Regions from separate parts of the Homo sapiens genome. Here region 1 is linked to region 2. The links are chromatin contacts, found by Hi-C in ENCODE. All regions are on one chromosome and are shown on one strand. Each heading gives the region's core, a stretch centred on a gene start or an enhancer-like site at or near the end of the contact. The rest is flanking DNA. Distances are from core to core; before and after follow the strand shown.

Region 1 (6,918 bases), core at 3,282-5,781, 36 kb before region 2:
CTTGTGTTGATCTGAAATGAGGATTATGTTTCTTAGAGGGAGAAGAGATGATAGGAGAAGGGTGGGAGCAGGGCTAGGAGGAAAAATAACAGTGAGGACAACATCTGCTTTCTATTCCCCAGGCTCAGGGGCCCAGGCCGCCCTCCTGGTGTAACGTTTCTTCGTTCCATATAAACAGAAAGGATGATTCTCGTAATCTCCGCAACAAAATACGCAGGCATAAAACTGGGTCATATTTTACTTTAATGAGAGAAATGAGGAACTGTTTCCTTCACACAGAGAAGGCTGGGTTGCCATAATTAACACCAAATGGGCCTGAGGCTGATTGCTCAAATGATGAAGAGGTTGTTGGGATTGGAAGAAACCTGGGGCCTCAGGAGCTGCTAAAACATTGCCAGCCCTCCATTACCCCCATCCCTAACCCTCCTGCCCACCCCAACTAGCCAGCTGCAGCTCCTGAAAAACAGGGAAGAGGATCAACTTTCATTACATGCTTACTAGGTGCTTTATACACACACACGTGGATATGAGCTCATGAACACAGACACACACACGCACAAAATCATGACGGTCATTTCATCCCCATTTTCCAGATCAAGAAGCTGAAGTTCAGAGAGGTGAAATAACTTGCCTAAAATTCCACAGCTTGGAAGTTACAGGATCCTTCACCATCTGGCGTTAACCTGTCTTTCAAATCTCATTTCTCCCTATAACAGCACCCTTGTATAGTTTATAATCCAATCACATAGAACCACATCTCCCTTTGTATCTACACCTGCCTTCCTGCCTGTTCATGTGCTGGTATCTCAAATTGGACAGCCCTCCCTATTTTTGCTATTGAAATCTTACTCACCTTTCAAAAGTCAACTCAAAACTAAACACAGCATGGGCCGATAAGGAACACAGAGTGGTGACATACAGCATACCTGTGGACATTGGAATCACCCAAACCATATTCAAATACCAATTCTGCCATCTAATTGACCTCTTCTCTTTGAGCCCTGTCTATCCACTTGTAAAATGAAGATAACAATACAGGGTTGTGGTAAGGAGTGAATGAGTTAGCACATATAAAATGCTTTGCATGGGACTTGGCATGCAGTCCATGACTGTTAAACTTTTTGGTTGGAAAAGCAACATTGCCAGCCATCAAGACAGAGATTTAAACAACATAGGCATTTCAAAGGTAGAGTCTCAAAATGAGACTGCTGCTTTCACAAGCAACTATTATATGTCCCAGCCTACTCCCTGACTTCCAGACAAACATACCCTCTCATTATGCCCATGCCTGCCTCCCCATCTTTCTTGTAGTGGTTACTCCAATTATGACAAACTCGGAGCCAATTCCCAGGGCTATCCCCAGACTGCTGACCCTAGACTTATGACATGCAATAACCAACATCAGATAGGGTATCTGCACTGGGAATAGTAAGTTTGGTGACAGTAACAAAATCAAACTATTGTTTTCCCTTTTGTAAGACTTCTTTGATAGAAATAAGCTGACATGCCAATATGCAAAAAGAAGAAAATAAGGGGGCTCGAAAAGACAAGAAGATGGGAGGGGCATTTTAATTATCAAGAATTAGGAGAAATTATTGGGGGATTCTACAAAATAATGACCTGAACAGGTGCTCAGGATCTTTTTGCTGTTGCAACTCCCTGGGGGTGAATCAACGACCAAAATTAACTTGGCTGATTGCAGTAGGCTAGAGAAAAAGCCACATATGGCTGAAACCTCAAATATTCGGAAAGAAGATACAGGATGAGGGATTCATTGATTGTGATAGCAAAGGAAGGACCCCAAACTCCACCTGAACAGAAGATTGCCTCTCTAGAAAAATCTGGAGTGAACACTTCAGTTATGAGGTCCAGGGAAGAAAGCCCGGTAAATCCCCTAGGATCAAAGACAGGAACCATTCCTCCAACGAGCTATGTGCAGCTCCAGGAGAGATAGCTATTCTCATAGGTGGCTGTGTCCAAGAGGAGTAGCAATGTGGGGCCAAGGGCACCCCATTTCCATTGGGACTTTAGAATAAAGAAGCTTCTGAACCTCACCCCATCTTAAAGAACCTGTCATCAGCAGCCTACTGGAGAAGACATTTCTCCTTACCTTCCAATGCCTGTCAACCTCCCTGGCCCAAAATACCCCAATGCCTAGTGTGTATATCCTCCAAACCAAGCATTTAAAGAGTAGACATTATTTTAAAAGGGATCAAAACCATTGAAGTAAGGAGACCAGTCCCAACAACTAAAACAAAGTAGCTTTTAAGGAGGCAAGACATAGTTAGAATTCTTAAGGAGATATTGTGAAAGCACAAAAATATACTTGTGGTACTTCATGAATTATTTCAGAATTTTAAGATTTAATAGAGAAGTTTTCAAACAAGAGCATTTTTTCAAATTAGGTATAAGAAGTAACCCCCAATACATGGCAAAAATACAAAAAATTGAAAATCATCTGTAAAAAGATAAGAGACACGAAAGACATATGTAGGTGATATATTATGGAAGTAACAGAGTTTCAAAAGGGGCACAAGAAACAGATGGAGGAGAATAACAGGAAGTTAGAATTAAAGAAGTTTTACTGAGGTTAGGAAAGACATGAAACTTTATATGAAAAAGATGCACCTTTGTCTTAAATAGGAATAATTTTCAAGTGACACACACTAGACATACCCTGGTGAAATTACGTAACTCAAAAAAAAAAAAAGAAAAAATATTTTTAAGCTTCTTGTGGCAACCATGAAAATGTGGCAGCCTCTCAGATCTCTTGCTGCAGAGAACGTAATTAACGGATGGCCCCATCTGCAGTCCCTCTGAATCCACCACTAAGTTTATGGGGATGCTATGCTTCCTGCAGGCTGCATGCAATGAGTAAGCATGGCAGGGATCCTACAGCAGGCCAGTCCTACAAGATGTGGGACTCTTCCAATGGACAACTTTGGCTTGAGGGCACCCCATGGGCCTGGCCAAATCTTCCTTGCAAGTGTGCCACAGTCAGAGATGACTTCAATCTAATTCCCCTGCTTTCCCTCTCTCCTTCCACAGGTTTCAGATCTACATCATGACCTGAAGGTTCTCCCAGGCTTCTCCTGCTCCCGTGCCAATAAGTCTCCTACATATCTAATCCAATCTTTGTATTGTCCTGGCAGACCTGAACATCATAGATGAATGGATGGATGAATAAATTGAGATCTATATAACATGGTGTGTGTGTGTGTGTGTGTGTGTGTGTGTGTGTGTGTGTGTGTGTCTACAGTTGTCCCCCTTTATCCACAGTTTCACATTCCACAGTTTCAGTTACCCAAGTTACAGTACAATAAGATATTTTGAGAAAGAGAGATCACATTCACATAGCTTTTATTACGGTACATTATTATAATTGTTCTATTTTATTTTTGGCTGTTGTCATTATTCTCTCACTGTGCCTAATTTGTAAGTTAAACTTTATCATAGGTACATATATATAAGAAGAAACATAGCATATATAAAGCTTGGTGCTATCCATGATTTCAGGCATCCGCTAGGGGTCTTGCAGCGTTTCTCCTGTGGATAAAGGGAGACTACCTCATACATAGTTCTGTGTGTGTATGTATTTATGTATCTAGACATAATTTTGCATGTCGCTCTTCTAAGTCTCTCTTAGACTGAAATTAAGACTTAGATTTCTCATACGCAATACTGGTAATAGAAGACACCGAATCATGATTTTTAGATTCTTGAGAGAAAAAATGATATTCGAGCAAGTGATATCTTATATTCTGCCAAGACATGAATTTTAAGGGCAGACTGAGGTGCATACTCATGATGCTCACAAAATCCCCAGTTCTTTACTTTCCAGGCACACAGAGAGATTGGCATTTCTCTATACCTCTAAAATTTGACATGATCATGTGACTTTTTTGTTCAATGAACCCAGTGAACTGTGAATGAAAATAAGTGTGTCAATTCTGGGCAGAAATATTTACTGGTGGTATGAGACTTTCTAGCATCTTCTCCCCTTGCCGTTATGATCTGGGAAGGTTGTGTTGATACAGAGAGCAACACTGAGCTATCACACAGAGGACAATCTCCCTGATGAGTCCTCTGAGACCAGCAGCAAACTTGGTATGAGCAACAAAGAAAGTTATCCTTGTTCTGAAGGCTTCAAAATTTGAGTCGTTTTGATTTCTGCGGCACAAGCCAGTCTACTTCACTAACACAAAAGCAAAGCCACAGGAAACGAAATGTAAGCTCCATGAGGGCAAGGACCTTGACTGTTCTCTGTCATAGCCCCTTTGCCCAGGCACAGCATGAATTAGTGCTGTATACATTGTTGTTGCTGCTGCTGCTATTGTTATTGAAAGAAATTTTCAGACATTGAAAAATTCAAAGAGTGTGTGCCCATGCCTCTAGCTGAGGAAATTACCTGAGGAAGAACTCTGGCCAAATGAAAACTCATTAAACCAAAATCTCAAGATAGGGAAGATGACAAATACAAGAAAGAATGGTGAGCAATAAATCTTGTGGTATTTCATAGTTAAATATAAGAGAATGATGAATGCTTGACTGGGAATTGTAATATGAGTTAAGTAAGGATTATTAAAACAGAAGAGGCATATTAAGAAAATATGGGATAATAGCATCAACATTCTGAATTTACTCAGCAAAACCCAGAAAGTATACATGTGTGAGAGAGAAGGGGTGGGTTGTGGGGTCAGATTCCACAAGGGAGCAGGAAAATGAAGAAGTTAAAACATTTAAAGCCTTCATCACTGTGCAGAGTACATGGCCAAGTAAAACAATGAGGCAAGGGGAAGAATTAGGAAGAGTTATTGAATTTTTATGTAGCAATAGAGAAGTATTTGACTGTAAAGATGGCTAACATCTGCAACAATTAAGAGGCCTATTGTTTGATCATTTATTCAACAAATAGTTATTGAGCATCCAGGATATGCCAGGTATTTTTCTAAGTGCTGGAGATAAATCAGTAAATAAGAAAGTAAATAAAACAGAGAAGGCTTATACTCTCATTCTCAAGAGGGAAGACAAGCAACACATAGGTAATCAAACAAATAACAACATAATTTCAGTGGTGATAACCTCCATTCCTGTTCCTCAGCTGAAAGTTTAGGGAAGAATAAAAATTAAGCCATTTCTAGATAAGGAGAGTATGACATTCTCTAGGCAGAAAATAAAACCTGCAAAAATTCTAAGGTAGTGATAAGATTCGCATGTTCAAGCAATAAGAAGGTCAGAAGGACAGTAGCGTGTGTATGTGTGTGTGTGTGTGTTCATTCCTGAAGGTGCCAGGTCATCTCGAACTTCACGAGGCTGAGTAAAATGTAAAACTCTTCTAATTGTGTTGGTAAGCCACTGAGAGGTTTTAAGAAGGAGAGTGTTATGATCTGATTTAAGATCACTGGCTGACATGCAGAGAAAGAGTAAAGATTGGGCAAGAGTGAAAGCGAGACACCAGTTGGAGGTGACGATGGCTTGGACCAGGGTAGTGGCAGCAGGCATGGAATGCAGGGGCCAGATTGGGATTTGTCTGAAGACACAGCTAATAGGACTTCCTGGTGGATTAGCTGTCATAGGTGAGGGGAAGGGAAGAATCAGAGTTTACTCAAAATTTTTGACTTGAGCACATGAGTATATGGTGAATGAAAAGACTTGGAAAGGACAGATTGGAGGTTGTGGGGGCAGGTTGTAAACAAAGTTATGGTTTGAGCAAGTTTGGTTTGAGATGCTTCAACATCCCAGAGGAGAGGCAAAGAACATACTTGGATATGTGAGCTTAGGAAGAAGTCAGGGATCAAGGTGAACATTTGTAGAGAGAAGATACCTGAAGCTAAAGGAAGTACTGAGGCTACTAGATGTAAATAAGCTACATATACAGTCATGCATATATTAACGACAAGGAGGCATTCTGAGAAATGCCTCATTAGGTGATGTAATCATAGTTCAAACATCACAGAAAGTAGTTATACAGACCTAGGTGGTATGGCCTGCCACTCACTTAGTGCGCTTGTGTGTGTGTGTCCTATTCCTATGTGGTATAGCCTTTTGCTCCTAGGCTACAAACCTGGACACCATGTTACTGTATTGGATGATGTAGACAATTGTAAAACAATGGTAAGTATTTACGTATCAAAACATATCTATACCTAGAATGGGTAGAGTAAAAATATGGTATAAAACATTAAGAAACTGGCACACCTGTACAGGACACTTACTGTGAATTAGCTTGCAGGACTGGAAGTTGCTCTAGGTGAGTCAGTGAGTGAGTGGTGAGCAAATGTGAAGACCTAGGACATTACTGTACAAGTTTATACAGCTGACAACACAGTAGGTTTGTTTACATCAGCATCACCACAAACAGGTGAGAAATGTGTTGTGCTATGACTTTAGGATGGCAACAGTGGCACTAGGAAATAGGAATTTTTCAGCTTCACTATAATCTTACAGGACCACCATCATATATGCAGTCTATTGTTGACCAAAACATTGTTTTGTGTCACATGACTGTTTAAAGCACCTGGTCTGGGGCTTCATACATGGTATGTGCTTAATAAATCGTTCCCTCTCCAACTCTTCTGGGGATGATTGAAGGTAGCCTATTAGAATTAACACTGGACTGAGTGTCAGGAGACTGGCACTTCCTTTCTGGTTCTCTGTGTTCTCAGCAGTTATAAAAACCATTGAATGGATGACAAGGAAGCATGAGGAAACTAGAGGGGGATGGGTATGTTCTGTATACTGATTGTGTTGATGGTTTCACCAGTGTGTATATGTCTCAAAATTCACCAAATTGTACACTTTCGACAAATGCAGGTTATTGTATGTTAATTATACCTCATTAATGCTTCTTTTAGAAAAAGGAAGAGAACAATTTCTGCTTTATTTATCTCCCTAGGTGGTTGTGTCCTTATAATTAAA
Region 2 (7,219 bases), core at 989-3,488:
CATGACTGTAATTAATGCAATTAATTACATGACTGTAATTAATGCAATTAATTACATGACTGTAATTAATGCAATTAATTACATGACTGTAATTAATGCAATTAATTACATGACTGTAATTAATATGGTACATAATTATTCTCTTTATCATAAATTATCACTTCAAATACTAATATTGTCAAATTATTATCATTCTCTTTGCCATAAAAGCTAATCTTTTGTATTTTTAATTTGGATGTGGGATCTTGACAGGTGGGGTCATGCATAAATGAAATTGTATTTGAACATCCACACATGTTGCATACAGAACCTTGGACCCGTGCCCAGGCAATTCTTTCATGTGCTGCCATCCAAGAGGAGGTCTCATTTGAAAACTAACAACTGATATTCCTTCACCATCCAAGTGTAAACAGAACTCTGATCCAAGAACTTGCTATTGTGCATCTCTGGTGGGCATTAGCCCATGTTGAAAAATTCATCATGACTGGTGGTCACAGTGTTAGAAAAAAAATTATTATTTTTCTGTCCTCAAACCCTCAAAATAAGAGTAGGCATTCCATAAATGAAATCAATAAGTATGTGAAGCGCACTTTACAAATTTTTCTCTGATTCTCATAATGCCACCACAAAGTAGTTATTATTGTACCCATTTTACAGGTGAGAATGGTTGTAGGGTTGTCTTGAAGTAACTTTGGGCATCAATAGTGACAGAACCGAGAATGGGCTAGATGTTTATCATCACAACTCAGCAAATATTGTTTCAGTGTCAACCATGTAAAAAGTCACTTTAAGGCCAGGCGTGGTGGCTCACACCTGTAATCCCAGCACTTTGGGAGGCCAAAGCGGGCAGATCACTTGGGCCCAGGAGTTCCAGACCAGGCTGGGCAACATGGCAAAACCCCATCTCTACTAAAAATACAAAAATTAGCCAGGTATGGTGGTGCACCTGCAATCCCAGCTACTTGGGAGACTGAGGCACGAGCATTGCTTGAACCCAGGTGGTGGAGGCTGCAGTGAGCCGAGATTATGCCACTCCAGCCTGGGCAACAGAGGAGGACTCTGTATTCAAAAAAACAAAGTCTCTTTATTAAGATTGAAGATATGAGGATGAAACAAAACAAGTTTAGTCATTGCACTTGTGGAACTCACAGCTTGGAGGTGAAAACAGGTTCATCAGATTTACAATCACTTCTTTGTTGTGTAAGGGAGAGAGGTAACATAGTGCAAAAGGAGTTGACCTGGGTTGAGGTGGGGAAGAGAAGTAGGGTAGTCACAGCACAGCGGGAGTAAAATAGGGTCAGGGGAGTTTAGAGGGTAGAACTTTGCAGGCAGAGAGAGCAGAGAGGAGCAATTCAGGGCATAGGAGAGAGTAAAGGAGAAGCAGCAGGAGGGGTGGATCATGAGGGTGGGGAGCTGGGCAGAGCTGTCCAAGGGCTCCACCTCCATCCTGACACCTCCAAAGGGCCTCTTCAAGGTCTTCTCTGGGGACAGACATGCACAGATTAATGTGCCCCAACTTGCTTCTTACCCGCATTTATCCTCCTCACTGCAGCCTCAGTGGACATAATGCAATTCATTGCAAGGTGGTCCATGGTCCAAGTCAGGGATGTTGGTGCCCAGGTGTGGGCTGTGACGGTGGAGATGGGGAAGAGTGGATGAATTCAGGGATCCTGAGGAGGCAGCAGGACTCTGAAGCCACAGAAAAGCCCCAGCCTACTGCTGCCAGGGCACTGATGGGGGATGTTACGGAGATGAGGAATGAAGAGCAGGAGAAGGGCAAGGGGGAGTCCCAAGCCAGGGTGTCGGCCTGAATTACATTGTTTGCCAATGTGTACTTTTTTCTTTTCTTGTTCTTTCCTTTTATTTTTTCAATCATATGCATATGATACAAACTATTATCTTTTAAAAGTTTATACAGGATTGTAACCCTGTTTTATATATGGGAAAAGGCTGACTCCCTGTGGGTTTTCTGTATTTTCATATTGACATAATTCAAACAATGTGATGAATCAACTCTCTGTAATTTCTGAAGCTGGACTCAGAGAAGCTGAGTTTTATGGAAACTTTATTGAGCTGTGCCCTGGGGCTGGGTGGCAATCCTTGGGGAAAAGGGTATTTGGGGGTAGGATTTACACACTGTTCACTGTGTTCCGGAGCATTCTTCCCTCCAGAAATTAACATGAATGTTGTATGGCATATGAGGAAAACTTAGGGGTTAAGTGACTTGCTTATGGACACCCAGCTGGTAGGTGGTAGAATCTGCTAACTCCAAGTCCAGGGCTCCTTCCCTGAAGGTGTGCCCCTCCCAGGAACAGATGACACAAACCCGGCTCTGAGGAAGGAGGAGGCTTCTGGGGTATTTTTCCTGTCTCTCCAGCTTTTCCAGGCTGTTTATTTAACCTGAGTGGGTCTCTTCACTGCGCCTGAGCATCCCCTTTCCCAGGCACATTAAGGAGCAAGCAGGGGCTGCTCCCCTTGGAATCCATTTTCTCTTCTGATAAAGACCTTCCCAAGTTGGCAGACAGAGCATCAGGCTTCTAGCCCTGACTCCAGGGCCAGTGTTCTTCTCCCACTCCCCACAGCTTCAGTGAGATAATTCAACTGATGAACAAAGGAATCATGTGTTCAACCTAAGAGTCTCTTCCAAATCTAAGCAGATAAGAGGGAATATTCAAATCTTAGACTCTCAAAGGCAGCTAGGGGATTTGATCTTCCTTTTCTGGAATAGGTCGGCATTACTATCCATTTTACACATGAAGAAAAAGAGATTTGGGAAATGTGAGTAATTTGCCTGGGATATTTAGTAACATGGTCAGGATTTGAACCCAAGTTTCAGCTGTAAGAGTCCCCAGCACAGTCTTCAGCAATAGTAGGTGTTCAAGATGTTTGTTCCCTTGCATGCTTCCAACTCTCTGCTGATCCTGCCCCTTCTCTGGAAAGTAGACACCTATCGGCATTTTTCCAGAGTGAAAGCAGCTGTTCCCTGGGTACCTGTGCCTTTGTCTCAAAGTTGTGCCATAAGTATACCTCTAAGGAATTAACAAGCCCGCATATGGTATAGGGTAGATGGGAGGCTGCACTAAGGTGGCATAAAAGATTTTTAATAGAGCTTTACAGGAGTGAACCCTCTGGCCAGGCAGGGTAGGGAGTGAGGCAGAGGATTGGGGTGGAAAGATGAGCAGATCTGACAGGTGGACAGTCAGCTCTGATGGAGAAAGAGGAGCTAAGAAAAAGCCACAGCCTCCACGGGAGAGTGCTGAGCTCAGATCCTGGTGCTGGGACTCACCATGTGACCCAGGGCAAGTTCCTTCCCTCATGAAACTTACCTATGCATTAACGAATCTGCATGTAAGAAAATGTTCTAAAAGCAGACATGAGAAAGGGAAGAGGGAGGAGGAGAGGAAGAATGGATTGGTTCAATCAGTGCAGGTTCACAGTGAGGCCAGAAGATCATCCCCACTCCATACCTCCTCCCACCCTGTACCCTGTGAGCAGATAGCAAACAGGCATCCCCTTGCCCCCACACTGACCATGCACACTCAATAGTTGTGCATAGGCTGTTCTTGCTAACAGGAAAGGTTTTTGTTCTCTTCTCTGCCTGGAAAACTCATAATCCATTTTTCAGGTCTCAGGTCATGTCACCTCCTCCATGAAGTCTTCCTTGACTCCTCTCTCACCTCCACCCACCCTCAGACACTCATACCTTTGAGTTTTTACAGCATTGTATATACTCCAAGGACAGCATTTATTACCTTGTTATTATTGTAGTAGTACTATTACTAGTGGCATAAAGTACTATTTAAGGAACACTTTTTGGGGGGGGCCAGACATAGTGTTATGGTCTTTTTACAAATTATGTATCATTTAAATTTCATCACTATGCCATAAATTAGGTATTTTCTTCTCAACTTTAAAAGTAAGGAAACTAAGGCTCCAAGAGGTTGGTGGTTTTACTACTGTGTAACTCAAGCAAGGGACAATGCCTGTATTTAGGGCCAGGTCTGATTCCTTTATAATTCCCTACTGTTGTTCAGCCTGAACAAAGAAGTAATAATAGGTGATAAATGAAATGATGAATGAATGTCACCATGGAGTGAGGGAGGCTTAAATGTGAAGCATGGCTTTAAACAATCATTTTATTTTGCTGTGACCATCCCAGAACATCCTCACCTAGGTATAAAAGTAGACCTTAAGGATCATGTAAGTTAACCATAGGGAAAGATCTAGAGGAGCATGGGCTGACCTGGGGCACAGAGCTGCCTTTGGCACCTGTCCAGATGTATTTCCTAGCTTCTGGTGGGCAACCCTCTTCAAACCTCTACTTCCCAGAGCTCTGTGTTAGAGACTGGCCCGATTTTCTTCCCTGCAACAGAAACCTTTCTGTGTCTGTCCTTAGAGACAGAAGGCACACCAAACCTCTGTATTTCTTGGTTGTGCTCTCCCAATTAAGCAAAGAAGCCAACCGAAGACTCCCTGAGACAAACTAATTGCATCTTAACAGGCTCTGTGCCTGCCAGCTTTGGCCCAGATTCAGATTTTATAGGCCACTTCGCCCCACACCCAGGGTTTATGATGGAAATACTGACAAAGCTTCACTGATAAGGCAGCAGAGGACCCAGGAGACCAGAAAACCTAGTAATTTTCCAGAGTCTAAACCCAGCCTCTACTCCAGGGGCCCCTCACGAGGCAGGATTCTGAAGTGTCAGCCAAGAGGACCCTGGCACAGGGCTGTTTGTTTCCACTCCAATGCACTCCAGAAATTTGGTAGGATACCTTGCTGGGATTTTTAATGGCAAGTTTCTCCTTCGGCATCACCTGGTATCCAATTAGTTTTCCCATTCTTTGGGCTGCTCAATCATCCCTTCATTTGTTCAATCATTCCTCAAATTCTGAACTCCTCTGCCAGGCTGTGCTGGACACTAAAAAGAAGTACTACTTGGGTGATTAATTTTAAAGGCTACTCTATTAAGGTCACTCCACTCAGCCAGGTATTCATTGAATGACTTCTCAAGGATCACAGTTCCCATCAAGCCTGCCATGTGGACTTTGTGCAGTTTGTGCACTGCACAACTCTAGGGGATGCCATTCACCTAGACTAGGATCACATCAAGTACCCTCTATAGAGAATACAGAAGAATAAAAACAAAACAGAAAATGAAAATACCATATATTCAGTCTATTATAGAAGGAAGAACGTTCAAAATAAACAAAGCTGCTGAGTCACTTAGCAATTCCCTAGCTCCTAGAAAAATTTATAATTTGTCTCCAAAAGAGAAAAACAAATCAGACATATCATTCCCTTGTTTAAAACAGGGCTTCTCAACCTTGGCACTGTTGATACTTTCGGCCAGATCATTCCTTTGTTGTAGGAGGCTGTCCTGTGCAATGGAGAATGTATAGCAATGCTCTTGGCCTCTACCCACAAGATACCAGTAGCAACTTCCCCCTCACCATTGTGACAACCAAAAATGTCTCCAGATGTTGCCAAATGTCCCAGCAGAGGTGGGGGAGAGAAAGAGGCAAATCATCCTTAGTTGGGTCAATGGTTTAAAATAACCTTCTGTCTCACTTTCTATAATACCTTCCATGGCCCTCTAAGTGAAGTCCAAGACACAGGTTTTCATGCTGCTTATCAGTCCTGCCTCATCACTGGCTATTCTGCCATACCTTTGCCCATGCACTTTCCCCTGCATGCAAACATCAGCCCCACCTCCACCTCCCATCTCACCTGGTTTAACTCTCCTTGTCCTGCAAGACTCAGCTTGGGTCCCCGAACTCGTGAAGCCTGTGTTGACCCATCCCCTCTCCCTCAGCAGTTGAAATCAGCCCCTCTGTGGAATCCTTGGCACCCCAGCATCTCTCTACTCAACACTTAGACTTGTGGGAGTATCAACTCCTGTGAAATTATTTGCGGATTTGGGGGCAGTAACTATGTATCCCCAACACTTAGTAAAGTCCTGGCTCAGATTTATTTATTTAGAAATTGTTCTATCTTATTCAAGATGGATGAAGGATTAAAAAATAAAATAAAAGCCCACACCCTCTACCAGCATGCCCTGCAGAATTATCTATGACTTTTTGCCAGAGAGCCAGTGCTTTCAACTCCATTGCTAACCAGCTTTCTGATCTTAGGCAAGTTCGTTCAGCGCTCTAGTCTGCCTCAGTTTCCTTATATGTAAAATGGGAATCTCTTTGGTCTTCCTCTCTCATGATGATTTTAAGGCACAAATTAATTATATGACCCCTTAGTAAACTGCCATTCATTGTACGAATGTGAGATGTTATTATACTGCTAAATAATAAGATCCTCGAAAACATAAATGTGAATTGAAGCAAATATATTAGAAGAATTCTTTCTTTATATGGAAAGTTGGCCATATCCTGAATGTAAACAGCGTTTTATTTGTTTGGATTTTTTTGTTGTTTTTGTTACTTCAAAAAACAAGCCTTACCATTTGCTGATCCCTACCCTACCGAGACTCTTAGTATTTCAATTAAGGAATTTTTTATTTCCTCCTGGGCTGGAATTCCAGTAGTTTCTTCAATTTCTTTGAAGCAGGTCACACCTTTAACTGGAGGACATTTTTCTACCAGACATACAGCCTGTAGAACCTTCCATTTAAACAATTTTATAGAGTGATAATAACTAGGATAGAAAACTTTAGAAGAGGAGCTGCTTCTAAAATGTATTCTTCACTTCAAAGACAAAAAAAAATGCATTTGGTTTAAGAAAATGAAGTTGAAAGACATCTCTTAAGAATTTAGTGCTATTACAGGTTGAATTGTCTCCCACAAGAAAAGATATGTGAGGTTCTAACCTCCGGTACCTGTGAGTGTGATCTTATTTGCAAACAGTTTGCAGATATAACAGTTAAGATGAGGTCATACTGTTTAGGATAGGCCATAATATAATTGGCAACCTTATAAGAAGAGGATAAGAGACACAGACACAGAGGAGAAAGCCATGTGAAGACAGAGGCAGAGGTTGGAGTCATGCAGCTACAAACCAAGGGACATCAGGGATTACTGGCAACCATCGGGAAAGAGGCCTGGAGCAGATTCATCTTCAGCACCCCCAGAGAGAATGAGCCCTGCCAAAAGCTGGATTTTTGACTTCTAGTCTTCAAACTTATGAGAGCCAAGCATGGTGGCTCATACCTGTAATCCCGGCCCTTTGGGAAGCCAAAGCAGGAGGACAGCTTGAGCCCAGGAGTTCGAG

The links. A loop is a pair of places that touch in the nucleus more often than their neighbours do.
Region 1: a map of PC-3 shows a loop between it and region 2 (2.6-fold over the local background). The contact joins two enhancer-like sites. A Hi-C loop is called at or near these places in 1 of 168 maps with a recorded cell type or tissue (PC-3).

The regions. Positions count from the first base shown.
Region 1 is chr1:55,540,889-55,547,806 of GRCh38, reverse strand. No RefSeq gene overlaps it. Among named protein-coding and RNA genes, the nearest start is that of MIR4422, 320 kb to the right of the region's middle. Within about 2 kb of position 4,531, at least 2 of the 41 ENCODE cell types and tissues checked have a DNase peak (open chromatin) inside an H3K27ac peak, as active enhancers do; they include PC-3, where a contact is called at or near this core.
Region 2 is chr1:55,501,955-55,509,173 of GRCh38, reverse strand. No RefSeq gene overlaps it. Among named protein-coding and RNA genes, the nearest start is that of MIR4422, 280 kb to the right of the region's middle. RefSeq lists an enhancer at 832-1,001. Within about 2 kb of position 2,238, at least 6 of the 41 ENCODE cell types and tissues checked have a DNase peak (open chromatin) inside an H3K27ac peak, as active enhancers do; they include PC-3, where a contact is called at or near this core.